2 separate regions of the Homo sapiens genome follow, and region 1 is linked to region 2. A link is a contact called in ENCODE Hi-C or POLR2A ChIA-PET data. All regions are on one chromosome and are shown on one strand. Each heading gives the region's core, a stretch centred on a gene start or an enhancer-like site at or near the end of the contact. The rest is flanking DNA. Distances are from core to core; before and after follow the strand shown.

Evidence for each region. A loop is a pair of places that touch in the nucleus more often than their neighbours do. ChIA-PET counts read pairs that join two places held with the same protein, here RNA polymerase II (POLR2A). Pooled maps may share reads with other maps.
Region 1: a pooled map shows a loop between it and region 2 (2.3-fold over the local background). The contact joins two enhancer-like sites. A Hi-C loop is called at or near these places in 1 of 50 pooled maps. POLR2A ChIA-PET finds 5 or more read pairs at or near these places in 4 of 52 experiments (MCF 10A, PC-9 and activated CD4-positive, alpha-beta T cell).

What each region holds. Positions count from the first base shown.
Region 1 is chr16:31,475,411-31,482,571 of GRCh38, reverse strand. TGFB1I1 (transforming growth factor beta 1 induced transcript 1) reads right to left here. Exons shown (of 11, transcript NM_001042454.3): 8 at 6,387-6,560; 9 at 6,010-6,091; 10 at 5,562-5,710; 11 at 4,614-5,262. The coding sequence ends at 4,996. Among named protein-coding and RNA genes, the nearest start is that of SLC5A2, 4.1 kb to the left of the region's middle. RefSeq lists a silencer at 5,446-5,535 and enhancers at 4,829-5,561, 5,562-6,293, 6,294-7,026. Within about 2 kb of position 5,056, at least 14 of the 41 ENCODE cell types and tissues checked have a DNase peak (open chromatin) inside an H3K27ac peak, as active enhancers do; they include PC-9, where a contact is called at or near this core.
Region 2 is chr16:31,385,146-31,391,734 of GRCh38, reverse strand. No RefSeq gene overlaps it. Among named protein-coding and RNA genes, the nearest start is that of ITGAD, 4.9 kb to the left of the region's middle. Within about 2 kb of position 4,999, at least 7 of the 41 ENCODE cell types and tissues checked have a DNase peak (open chromatin) inside an H3K27ac peak, as active enhancers do; they include PC-9, where a contact is called at or near this core.

The DNA of each region.
Region 1 (7,161 bases), core at 3,807-6,306, 91 kb before region 2:
ATCCTTGCACAAACTGTGTCTTCTGTTTAGAGCACTTCCCTGTCTCCCAAATGGCCAACTCCTACTCAGCTTTCAGTACCCAGCCTGTGTCGCCTCTTCAAGAAAGACTTCTCTGACATTTCTGATGTAGTTCTGAGCACACTGTGTGGCCCTTGCCTGGGTCCAGGTCTGTCTTCCCAACAAACTAGTGTCTCCTCAAGAGTAGGACTGGCTGGGTGTGGGGGCTCATGCCTGTAATCCTAGCACTTTGGGAGGCTGCAGCAGGAGGCTCACTTGAGCTCAGGAGTTTGAAACCAGCCTGGGCAGCGGAGTGAGACCTCATCTCTTAAAAAATAAATAAATAAAAATTAAAAAGAGCAGGACTGATCTGATTCATCCCTGGAGTCTCATTTCTCAGCACAGGACTGGATTCAAGAAGGGAGAGGCTGGTTAATATCTGTATGTCTACCTTTCTAGAAGAATTGACCAGACTTGGATGTCAGGAGACAGTCGAAGGAAAGTCCTGCCTGATTATGGCAGCGATGGTCATCCCGGAGATGGGGAACAGAGAAAAATGCTTTGAGTGTAATATGACAGAGTTTGGATGAAGGAGTTCCTTAGCTTGTATTCCTCTAAAAGGAGACCCTGAGATGAGAATTTGTGTGCAACGACTTTCCTGAGGAGGTGATTCCAGTATGGACTGTGATGGTGTAGGGAAGAGAAATGAAACAAGGAGAAAAACCAACAAAGCATGTGTTTCTTTGTTTTGAGACAGGGTCTTGCTGTGTCACCAAAGCTGGAGTACAGTGGTGTGATCACAGCTCACTGCAGCCTCGACCTCCTGGGCTCAAGGGATCCTCCCACCTCAGCTTCCCAAATAGCTGGAACTACGGGCACGCCACAACACTTGGCTAATTTTTGTATTTTTTATACAGATGGGGTTTCACTGTGTTGCCCAGGCTGGTCTCAAAATCCTGAGCCAAACTGCCTCAGCCTCCCGAAGTGCTGGGATTACAGGTGTGAGCCACCACGCCTGGCGTAAGGGTGTGTCATTTGTCAGGTTACCACAAAGAGCAGTTGGAGCCTCATCCCAAAAAGGACACTCTGAGACACTGTGAAGAACACCCCATAGCAATGTTCCTTGAGGGGCCAGGTGGTTGGGGTATCTATTCCCTGATTTGTGTCTGTCACTGGCTAAAAGCTGCAGAAATGTCCACACACTTCAGGCCTGCTGAGAACACGGAGCACACTCCCTCCTCCCAAGAACAGCCTCAGACAAGAAACTCCAGAAGGAGCTGCAAGTCAGGGTATCTGGAAACTGTCACAGTATATGACTTCCAAGGTGGGCCATGCAGGTATATGGGTGGGGCACCCACAGTGTCTGCTTCAGAGGGTGATGAGTTTAAAGTGCCTGAGAGAAATCCAGTGCCAAGTGTCAGAGGACACGTGTGTGTTACAGACATTTCAGATAAGGTCCCTTCACCACGGCCGTCAAAGGCCTTCATGATGTGACATCTCCTTCCTCTTTGGCCTCCCCATTGCTGGCTCCAGTCCAGCCACAGTGGCCTTCTTTCTTCCAAGGCATCAGACTCTCTCCTCCTCCCTGGCCTTTGCACCTGCTTCCTGTCTGCCGGGAATGCTCTCCTTGGCGCCTTGCACAGCTGGCTCCTTCTCCATGTTCGGCTCTCAGCTGAGACCTTACATTTTACTACCTGGTGAAAGTAATCTCTTCCCCACCTCCCCTAACTTAGTTCTCTATTTCATCCATTGTACTCTCTCTCTTTCCTTCCTTCCTGGTTCCTTCCTTCATTAACAAACACGTATGGAGACTGGCTATGTACTGGACCTGTTCTAGACACCAGGGAGAAAATGGTCAGCAAAACAAATGCACTGCCTGCTCTCGGGAGCTTCTGTTCCGGTTGCAGAATCAGACAGAAGCCAGAAACAATAAGGTCCAGGTGTGGTGGCTCATGCCTGTAATCCCAGCATTTTTGGAGGCTGAGGCAGGGGAATCACCTGAGGTCAGGAGTTCGAGACCAGCCTGGCCAACAAAGTGAAACCCCGTCTTTACTAAAGATATAAAAATTAGGGCTGGGTGCAGTGGCTCACGCCTGTAATCCCAGCACTTTGGGAGGCCAAGGCGGGTGAATCACCTGAGGTCAGGAGTTCGAGATCAGCCCGACCAACATGGAGAAACCCCGTCTCTACTAAAAATACAAAATTAGCCGGGTGTGGTGGTGCATGCCTCTAATCCCAGATACTCGGGAGGCTGAAGCAGGAGAATCTCTTGAACCCGGGAGGCAGAGGTTGCAGTGAGCTGAGATCACGCCATTGCACTCCAGCCTGGGCAACAAGAGCGAAACTCCATCTCAGAAAAAAAGTAGCCAGGAGTGGTGGCACAAGCCTGTAATCCCAGCTACTCAGGAGGCTGAGGCAAGAGAATCGCTTGAACCCAGAGGTTCAACCTCAGGAGGCAGAAGTTGCAGTGAGCCCAGATGGCACCACTGCACCCCAGCCTGGGCAACAGAGCGAAACTCTGTCTCAAAAAAACAAAAACAAAAACTCCTACTTGCAAGAGCACTGCATGCTAGGAAGGAACTAGGGAGGGGCCGTGGCACGGAAACCAGGGAAGCATTGGCTTTAGCTAGGCGGTCGGGAAGGTACCGCTCCTTCATCACGCATGTCACCTTTGTACTTGGCTGTCATCTGTCTCCGCTACTAGACTTCAGCTCCCTGAAAGCAAGGGTCATAGCTGCTTGGTTCCCCATTGTCTCCCCAGAGCCTGGCACAGGAGTGCTCAATAAATATTTGGTGAATGAATGAATGCCAATTTGGGCATCCTCAAGATAGGGAGGTGATTACAGGCTGGGGTTGGGGGTACATTCTTTGGGGAGAATATGTGGAAGGGGAAGAGCAGGAGACCTGGGAAGACCATGGGAGAGGAGCCTTAGAGAGGAAGAGATCTGGGGGCCTGGGAGAGGCTGGGGCCATGGACGCCTCACCTTTTCCTTGTGCCCATACATGCTCCCTGCGGCTTCTAGCTCTTCCTGATGAGCTGGAAAGGGCTCTGAGGACCTATCATTTCCAGCACCAGAGGTCCCTAGAGTCTAGACCCAGGGGACCACCCTGGGACTTAGGGACTCAGATGGAACCTGAACTTCTTCACACCTGAAACCCTTGGCTCCATCTTCCACACCTGAAAACCCCTGGCCCCATCCTTCTCTGCTAGGACTTGGCTCAGGTCTTGGGTGTCAGTTACTCCAGGATGCATCCCTTGACTCCCAGTCTGGGTTAAGAAGCCACCTTCTGGCTTCTACAGCCCCCAGTGCTTCCCTCAGTCACAACCTGGCCACACCAAGTGTCATCCTCTGTCCAGGTATCTGCCTCCTCAGCCTGGGGCTCTCCAGGGCAGTGAGCCTGACTCATCTCTGGACCCAGCACCACCCAGCACAGGGCTAGGCCGGGAGAAGCCTCAGGTGGTGGCAGACAGGCCAGCAGGGACAGTAAGTAATGGCTCTGAGTGCGCTGATTGTTCTGCCTTGACTGGGACACCTGGGGGTGGGAGTGAGAAAGGGTTAAGCTGAGGCCGTAACTACATGAAACATTCAGGTGATCCAAGATGTTGTGGGTCAATAGTAAGAGGGAAGCTGTACCTTAGTGCCCAGAACCAAAAGGTGAGCACAGCTGGCACTCTGAATAGAGCTCCATCCCTCAAGGCCCTTTAATAGGAGAAAAAATCTGGGAACCAAAGGCAGTGCAGGAGGGGAGCAGATTAAGTTCTTTCTCTCTCCTTCCTTCCTTCCTTCTTCCTTTCTCTTTCTTTCTTCCTTTCTTTTCTTTCTTTTTTTTTTTTTTTTTTTTTTTTTTGAGACGGAGTCTCGCTCTGTTGCCCAGGCTGGAGTGCAGTGGCGTGATCTCGGCTCACTGCAACCTCTGCCTCCCAAGTTCAATTGATTCTCCTGCCTCAGCCTCCAGAGAAGCTGGGATTACAAGCGTGTGCCACCATACCCAGCTAATTTTTGTATTTGTAGTAGAGACGGGGTTTCCCCATGTTGGCCAGGCTGGTCTCAAACTCCTGGCCTCAAGTGATTCACCCGCCCTGGCCTCCCACAGTGCCAGGATTACAGGCATGAACCACTGTAAGCGCTTATTTCAAGAATAAAGGGAAGGGCGGGCACAGTGGCTCACACCTGCAATCCCAGTACTTTGGGAGGCCAAGGCGGGAGGATCGCTCAAGACCAGGAGTTCGAGGTTGCAGTGAGCTATGGCACCACTGTACTCCAGCCTGGGCGACAAAGTGAGACCTCATCTCTTAGGACAAAACAAAACAAAACAAAATATAGAACTGAAGAAAGAGTAATGAGGGCGGGAATATTCGGTGGGGCCCCAGTTGGAGCTCTTGTCCTGGCTCTGCCACTATCTGTACAGTCCTGCGCGAGTCGCCACACTTTCCAGCCTCAGGCTCATCTGATACTTGAAGTAGGAAGTGCAGGAGTGGCTACCTGCAAGGGCTGAGGCTGCAGGTCCCGCTGCGGCCACAGGGCAGTGACCTAGAGACGGCCGGGGACAGAGCCAGCGCGGGGGTGGGGAGTCAGGGCCAAGCTCCTGCGCGCATTCAGAGACAGCACCAGGGAGAGGTGGAATGCGTGTGTTTATGTAGGTAGAAAAAGTGCACAGAACAGTGAGGGTGCAGGGAGCAAGGACGTCCTGGCCTGGCCTCCGATTCGCTGGAATTGCAAGGACCCTCCCCCAGTAAGGGGGCTCCCTCAAGGGTGGGAATAGAGTGGAGGCCCGCACGGGAGTTCTTGTCTGTGTGCAATCCACTTTGTGGGCGTGTGGGTTTAGGTCTGGCTGGGCCGTTTCTGAACTTGACCCCTGAGGACTCATAGTACCTTAGGGGCGGGGCTCTCCAGTGGGTGGGGCCTCCCGCTCTGAGAGCAAGGCCTCGGGGTCTGGAGGACCCGGCTTTTCCGGGAGGGCGCGGCCTCCGGGGGAGAGGGCGAGCCGAGCGGGCTGTCAGCCGAAGAGCTTCAGGAAGCAGGGCTGGCAGTAGGGCTTGCCGGCGCGCTCCTGGAAGGACCCCTTGGTGAGCGGGCGCAGGCAGAAGGTGCATGTGAAGTGGTCCGGGTGGAAGCGGCGACCCAGGGCCGACACGCAGCGGCCGGTCACAGGGAGGCCACACGTGGCGCACAGCGAGCCGCGTCGTGCGTGGAAGTGGTTCTCGCACAACGGGCGGCCCTCGTGCTCGAAAAAGCTGCCTCCCGAGAAGGGCGCGAAGCATTCCTGGGGAAGGGAAGCCGCGAAAGAGGACAGACAGGTCAGCGGCCACTGCCAGACAACGCGCGTTACTAGCGGATAACGCCCTGGGACCCCGCAGCCCGCCCTAGACGCGAAGAATCCCGTCCGGTGGGACCCTGCCCGGAAAACTCGCCCCACCCGAGGTTCCTAGCAGCACCTCCCGTGACCCGCCCCCCCGAGGGCCCGCCCCCTGCCCTGCACCCTTGACCCGCCCCTCCAAGGCCCCGCCCCACAGCCCTGTACCCTTGACCCGCCCCTCCAACGCCCCGCCCCGCAGCTCGCACCCTGCAGACGAAACAGTCCGGGTGCCAGAGCGCGCTGAGCGCCGAGATGTAGTTATCCAGGATGGGGCCCTGGCAGCCCTGGCAGCGCGGGGCGAACAGCTGCAGGAAGTCCCGGCGGCAGTAGGGGCGGCCCTCGCGCTCGTGGAAACCTAGGAGAGGGAACCGAGTGGGCTGAAAGCAAAGGGTGCGGGCGGGACGGGGGACCCACAAGACCTGAGATCTGGGGCCGAAGGAGGGGCAGTCCGAGGGAGCCTTGGGGAAGGAGGAGCCGGGTCTATGGCGGGACAGAGCGGGGAGGGCTCGGGTCCGGAGTCTGTGTAGGAGAGGGCAGGGCCAGAAGAGAGCAGAAGGAAAACCATGGCCCTGAGGACTCCGGAGGTCGGAGGGGCTGGGGCGAGACGTCGAGGGGACCCGCAGCTTTTAAGATGGGAGTCGAGTTCACTCTCACCCTCATCTCCGAAGGGCTCCCCGCAACTGACGCAGCAGAAATGCTCTGGGTGCCAGTGAGTGCCCAAGGCGGTCACCATCTTCTGCAGGGAGGGAGAGGGCACTCAGCGCGGCCTCCGTGCCTTCGCGCCTTCCTCTCCCGCGCGGAACCCGGGTGACTGGACTAAGGCATGCGTGGGGGGAGGGGGAGAAGATCTAACTAGGAACGTGGGGGTCAGAAAGGAAGAGTGGAGTCCAAGGGGCCGTGGACATTGCCAAGGGGAAGGGGTAGGGGTGGAGTGGGGTATCGCGGGTGGGGCGGGACCCATGCGGTGGAGGCCCGTCCCACAGCTCTCCTGGTGAGATAGGGCGGGCTCGGTGCGGCCGGGCGGGGCTCACGTGTCGGATGGGCTGGTTGCAGAAGCCACATCTTGGCGAGAAGCGCTCAAAGTAGCACTCGGGGCAGAAGGGGGCTCCATCCTTCTCGAAGAAGCTGCTGCCTCCCAGGGCGGTGGAACAGCCTCCGCAAACGAAGTGCTCGGGGTGCCAGGCGCGGCCCAGAGCCGTCACCACCTGCGAGTGGGAGGTGAGGCGGGTCAGAGCGGCTCTGACAACCACATGCCCAGTGAGGCAAGATTTACGCGGCGTTTTTCGAGTCCTCTCTGAGCGATCAGAATAAAGAATCCAGTGTTCGAGATCACGCAGCCTGTAAGCGATGGAGATCTAGCTCCCGTGTTCCGTCTTCCAGCTGCGCTCCAGGATTGACCTATACATGAGGCACAGCAGGCACAGCGCCTGGAGCCCACAATACATTTAGGGGCCCATAAAAACGTTTTAATTTTTTTAAAATCAAAATACGATCAGGCTGGGTGGCTCGTGCCTCTAATCCTAGCATTTGGGAGGCTGAGGTGGGAGGATTACTTGAGTCCAGGAGTTTGAGACCAGCCTGGGCAACATGGCGAAGCCCCATCTCTACAATAAATAAATAAAATTAGCTGGGCGAGGTGGCGGGCGCCTTTAGTCCCAGCTACTCGGGAGGCTGAGCTGGGAGGATCACTTGAGCCCAGAAGGTCGAGGCTGCAGTGAGCCACAATCGCACCACTGCACTCCAGCTTGGGTCACAAGAGTGAGAATTTGCCTCAAAATAAATAAGAGGGAGGAAGTGAAAAATCCG
Region 2 (6,589 bases), core at 3,750-6,249:
TACTTTGAAGGTTAAAATATAACAAGATCCCTACCTATAACATAAATTATTTTGTATATATATGTGACAATTATTTAAAACATTTGGCTGGGCACAGTGGCTTATGTCTGTAATTCCAGCACTTTGGGAGGCTGAGGCAGGTGTATAGCTTGAGGTCAGGAGTTCGGGACCAGCCTGGCCAACATGGTGAAACCCCATCTCTACTAAAAATACAAAGATTAGCCAGGCATGGTGGTGCACGCCTGTAATCCCAGCTACTCAGGAAGCTGAGGCAGGAGAATCGCTTAAACCCAGGAGGCAGAGGTTGCAGTGAGTCAAGATCACACCACTGCATTCCAGCGTGGGCAACAGAGCAAGACTCTGTCTCAAAAACAAAACAAAATGAAACAAACAAAACATTTAAAATGTAATTAAACATCAAGTGCAAATAATATGAAATAGTTTTCTATACAAAAATTTTACATCAATTTACTTGAGAGCTGACATTTAATGGACAGAAGAAATTAATTGTGATGCATTAACGATGCCCTTGCAGGAAACCGAGCCGAGGGCTGTGATTGCTAACTTCGAGGCTGACTTATCTACTGCCTTACAAAGACTGCCCAGGCAAAGTGGAGCGGCAGCCTTCTCCCTCTTGTGCTGAAAGGTTTGTGGCTGGCCGCACCCTGTCATCAGTTCTGTGGATCTGTGAACTTCTCCCTGTATTTGGAACCACAAAATAATTTGTTGGTGATTCTTCATAATTCAGAAATTTAAAGAGCTCTTCATTTTCTCCATCTTCACCACACCTCATCTTTTACACATTTCTATATCCCCTTTAATTTTGGACTTCCTTCTGTAAGTAGTGCTTGAAACTCACGATTTGCTGATATCAGCAACTATAAAATTCTCCAACTTTCCCTAACTCGTATTATCGCTTGTCTCAGCAAAATTTTTTGTTTTCCACTCATGTTTGGAGAGCAATGATAAGGGCAAAATGCAGTAAGGTAGTCAAATGCTCACAATCACTGCACGCTGCCAGGAAATCATCTTTCTCCCAGGCCTGGAGCTGGAGCTGCCAAGGCTCAGAGTCCACAGCAGCTGAAGGTGATGCCCCCAAATTCAGGGCATCCTCTGGGGACTTGATGGCGGCTCCACCCTTAAAGGAACCACCAGCTCTCAGTAAATTTTTAATTAATTAATCAATTAATTTTTATTTTGAGATGGAGTCCTGCTCTGTCGCCCAGGCTGGAGTGCAGTGGTGCAATCTCAGCTCATTGCAACCTCTGCCTCCCAGGTTCAAGTGATTCTCCTGTCTGAGCCTCCCGAGTAGCTGGGATTACAGGCACACACCACCACACCTGACTAATTTTTGTATTTTTAGTAGAGACGGGGTTTTGCCATATTGGCCAGGCTGGTCTCGAACTCCTGACCATAGGTGATCCACCTGCCTTGACTTCCCAAAGTACTGGATTACAGCAGTGAGCCACCGTGCCCGTCTTCTCTCAGTAAGTTTTAAAAAGTTACACTTAGATAAATAAGAAAACAAGAATTTAATAATTGTTTTCAAATCAATGTGAAGGAGAATATTTTTGCAGCCTTTCTCCAGAATGAGCTGTGTCTGCCTGGAGAGCATAACTCCAGGTCCCCATGCCTTAGAGGCCACAGCCAGGATTTGGTTTTGTTTCTCCTGGTCTTCCCCTCCTCCCAGGAAATTTGGCTTTATTCTTCACATGCATTCATAATTCTCTCTCTCCAAATCACTTTTTCCCCCGCATGAGAAAAATACATCCATAGTAATGTGTTCAAATTGCTGGCTTCCAATTCTCCCCTTTTCCATTTGGGGTATGGATTAGATGCCCTGGAATATTTGCATTGAATTTTACCTATTCATCTACTTTGATCATCATAATGATCGCTGAGGGAAGCCAGGCTGTCAATAGACACATCTAAAATACAAAGTTGATGAGAAGGATAGAGTTTGCAAATGAAAGTAATTAAATGCATTAGTCAAAAGCAGAGAGAAAGAAAACCTAGCCAATAGTTCATCAGATAGAAAAGGTTTTTCTTAATAGAAGGATATCATGAAACTGACAGTTAAAGTAGAATTAATTTTTGTTGTTGTTGTTGTTAAGAGACAGAGTCTGGCACTGTTGCCCAAGCTAGAGGGCAGTGGCGTGACCATAGCTCACTGCAGCCTCGGACTCCTGGGCTCAAGTGATCCTCCCACCTCTGGTTTTTTTGTTGTTGTTGTTTGTTTGTTTGTTTGTTTTCTACAGATGGAGTCTCACTATGTTGCCCAGGTTGATCTCGAACTCTTGGGTTCAAGCAATCCTCTGGCCTCCTAAAGCACTGGAATTACAGGTATGAACCACCGCACCTGGAGCCACTGCACCTGGCCTCGAAATTAATTTTGTTTTTTTTGAGACGGAGTCTCACTCTGTCGCCCAGGCTAGAGTGCAGTGGTGCGACTCACTGCAACCTCGGCCTCCCGAGTTCAAGCAATTCTCCCACCTCAGCCTCCTGAGTAGCTGGGATTACAGGTGCACGCCACCATGTCCAGCTAATTTTTTTGTATTATTAGTCGATACAGGCTGGCCTCCAACTCCTGACGTCAGTCGATTCACCCTCCTCAGCCTCCCAAAGTGCTGGGATTACAGGCATGAGCCACCACACCCAGCCCAAAATTAATTTTTATATCATCAGGGATAATACCTTTGTCCAGAGGGCACAAATACAGATGTTGACTTCAAATTCTTGGTCCTGTCACACAATATACTACCCTGAAGATTTTCAGTAGATCCTTTTACTTATCTGTTCACACTTGTTTTGTGCATTTCTTCATCATGCTGAATTCCTGACAGCTTTGTATAAACCACGTAGTATGGAGACAGGTTTTCCCCTCTGAGCTGATAAAGTTTATAAAATATTCTGGACACACATTCACTCAGACTAGAAACGAAATCATGACTAACTTGGATTCTGCATGTATGCCTCTCTTAAGAATCAGTTTGGCCACTTTGCCCCACTCACCCATGGGTGGGCTAACAGGCACAGATGAACAGGGGCCAGCAGAAAACACCCATGACCAGCAGGCACTTTGCATCCAATCTAGTTAATGTATTTCTTTTTTTCACTCAGTTCTCCTAAAACCACCAGCCCAGGCTCCTTGCTAGAAAAATTGCCAGGTCATGAGAGTTAAATCATAAAAAGTTGGATGCTCAACTTTTCTAGCTTTATAGATGTGTTTTTTGCAGACATGCGACATTAAAGACAATTTAGCTAGGCCAGGCATGGTGGCTAATGCCTGTAATCCCAGCACTTTGGGAGGCGGAAGCAGGAGGATCACTTTAGGGCAGGAGTTCAAGACCAGCCTGGGCAACACAGTGAGACACCATCTCTAAAATTTTTTTTTTTTTTGAGACAGAGTCTCACTCTGTCACTCAGGCTGGAGTGCAGTGGTGCAATCTCGGCTCACTGCAGCCTCTGCCACCCAGGTTCCAGCAATTCTCCTGCCTGTAGCTGGAACTACAGGCACATGCCACCACACCCAGCTAATTTTTGTATTTTTAGTACAGGCGGGATTTCACCATGTTGGCAAGGCTGGTCTCAAACTCCTGACCTCAGGGGATCCACCTGCCTCAGCTTCCCAAAGTGCTAGGATTACAAGCACGAGCCACCATGCCTGGCAACGTTTTTAAAACATTAGCCAGGCATGATGGCACACACCTTTAGTCCCAGAAGCTCGGAAGGCTGAAGCAAGAGGATCGCTTGAGCCCAGAAGACCAAGGCTGCAGTGAGCTCTGATTGTGCCACTGCACTCCAGCCTGGGCAACAGAGCAAGATTCTGTCTCAAAAAAAAAAAAAAATTACCATATGATTCAGCAATTCCACTTCTGGGTGTATACCCAAGAGAATTGAAAGCATGGTCTTGAAGAGATATTTGTGCGCCCATATTCATCATTCATGAGAGGCAAAAAAAGCAACCCAAATGCCCATTGATGGGCAAATGGATAAACAAAACGTGGTATATACACACAATGGAATATTATTCAGCCTTCAAAAGGAGAGGAATTCTGACACATGCTACCACATGGGTGAACCTTGAGGACATTATGCTAAGCAAAATATGCCAGTCGCAAAAAGACAAATGCTGTATGAGTCTATTTCTATGACATGCCAAAGCAGTCAAATTCATAGAGACAGAAAGAATTGTGGTTGCCAGGAGTTAGGGAAAGGGGAGAATTGGGAGTTGTTTAATGGGTATAGGGTTTCAGTTTTACAAGATAGAAAGAGCTCTTGAGATTGGCTATACTTAAAAATGGTTAAGATGGTAAATTTTATGTTATGTATATTTTATCACAATTAATTTTTTTAAGTTCCAAGTAACTATCTTTCTCTTTGACATTAATGTGAAAAGCAATCTCCTACTTGCCTATTCCTCCATACAACACTGAAAAGATGAATAGGCAATGGCCATGATTTGATCATGTTCACCATTTTCCCTCCTTTCTTAAGCACTGAGTCAAGGGTGAGAGGCATCCCGTGAACTACCGTGTGCTCTGTGAATACTGCCCTGCAAGCATCAGCCTCTTTAGCCTGAGTGCACCATAAGTAGTTAGCCCATTCTACTGATGCAGGGCAGGCAAGCTCCAAAATTGGGGCTTAGCCCGGGAGGGTTCTTAACTTTGCTCAGGAAAGAACTGAAGAGCGAGCCTGTGGTGGAAGAAAGCAGGTTTATTGAAGCAGCAGTGGCAGCAAGGTAGCTGTTCCTTGCAGAGCAGGACAACCCATAGGCAGTGAGCCCACAGTAGCAGCCAGTGGGCTGCTGGCTAACTGTACTTATACCGACTTTTAATTACATGCAAATTAAGGGGTGGGTTATTCAGAACTATCTGGAAAAGGTGTGGGGAGTTTCCAGAACCATATGAGGTAACTTGCTGACCGTTGCTATGGTGTGTTTCCATGGCATTTGTAAACTGTCATGGCACCGGTGGGAGTGTCTTTATGCTAATAAGTGGCGAGGGTAATGAGAGTTTGCTTTCCTGGCCATCTGCTGGTTTGGGCTGTTTTTTTAGTGCATCCCATCTTGACCAGATCATGCTCTGATTAGCTGGGTTGTGACCAGAAAACAGGTCCTGCTGATCTCCTACCTCACTATCTCTCCCACCACTCATAGGATTAACATTAATTACAAATGAACAACAAAACCTCCTTTTCTGTCACTAGAGGTTTCAGCAGCTGAAAAGCTCCCACATACATGTGTTGCACAAAGATGAAAGCTGATTCAGACTTTGTATGGCAGTGACTTATTCCAAGTATGAGGTGACATGCTTGCTCTCCCACACAAGCGTTAGTCACTGCTATTCTGCTGTATACCTCTGACATACACAATGTCCAAGCTGTTCCTTCACAAAGGAATCTTGCTCACAGCATAGTCTTCAAGCATAGTATTTGCCAGACACTGTAGGTAGCCTATCCAACAGCCACCAGCGCTGCCACCTTCCTGGCTGGTGGAGCTACCCTCCTTTTTTTTTCTCTTTTTTTTTTTTTTTTTGTTGAGACAGAGTTCTACTCTGTCCCCCAGGCTGGAGTGCAGTGGCATGACCTCAGCTCACTGTAACTTCCACCTCTCAGGTTCAAGCGATTCTCCTGCCTCAGCCTCCCAAGTAGCTGGGATTACAGGCACCTGCCACCATGCCCAGCTAATTTTTGTATTTTCGGTAGAGACAGAGTTTTGCCATGTTGGTCAGGCTGGTCTCAATCTCCTGACCTCAGGTGACCTACCCACCTCTGCCTCCCAAAGTGCTGAGATTATAGGCATGAGTCACTGCACCTGGCTGGAGCTACCTCTTTTTATTAAGCCTGTGAAAAGCACATGCTCACCTTCTCAGCACTGCATGCAACCAAGGGGATGGAATTTGACCCAATCCTAGTCAGTGGGAAAGAACTAAACCGCCCCCGCAAGGACGATCAATTGGAAGATCAGAAAGAATCTGTCAATGCTGAGACTCTGCATTAAACACTAACCTGCACCTGAACCTCTTGCAGAGTAAAGGTCTTCTGTCTGCTCTTACATGCTTTTGTTTTTTTCTATTATTTGCAGCCAAAAGCAACCTTTCAATACAGGTATGAACTCTACTGCCATTTCTACAAGCTTCTTGGAAATTATGTGACTTGTACCTACTTTTGCTACTTTAAAAAGCACCTTTGATTTATGTCACTGTGGTTTTGCTGTCTCCTCTGTATTCGGTGACAACACTAATCACTTTTGAATAGGAAAGCTACATGTAGCAGTTGTTCTAAGAAATCTCTATTGCTTTACCTGAGGCAGGCAGATCATGAGGTCAGGGGTTCGAGACCAGCCTGACCAACATGGTGAAACCCCCGTCTATACTAAAAATACAAAAATTAGCTGGGCGTGGTGGTGCGCGCCTGTAATCCCAGCTACTCAAGAGGCTGAGGCAGGAGAATCACTTGAACCCAGGAGGCAAAGGTTGCAGTGAGCCAAGATGATGCCACTGCACTCCAGCCTGGGCGACAGAGCAAGACTCCATCTCAATAAATAAATAAATAAGAAAATAACACAAAAGCTTTCAGAGGTTCATGC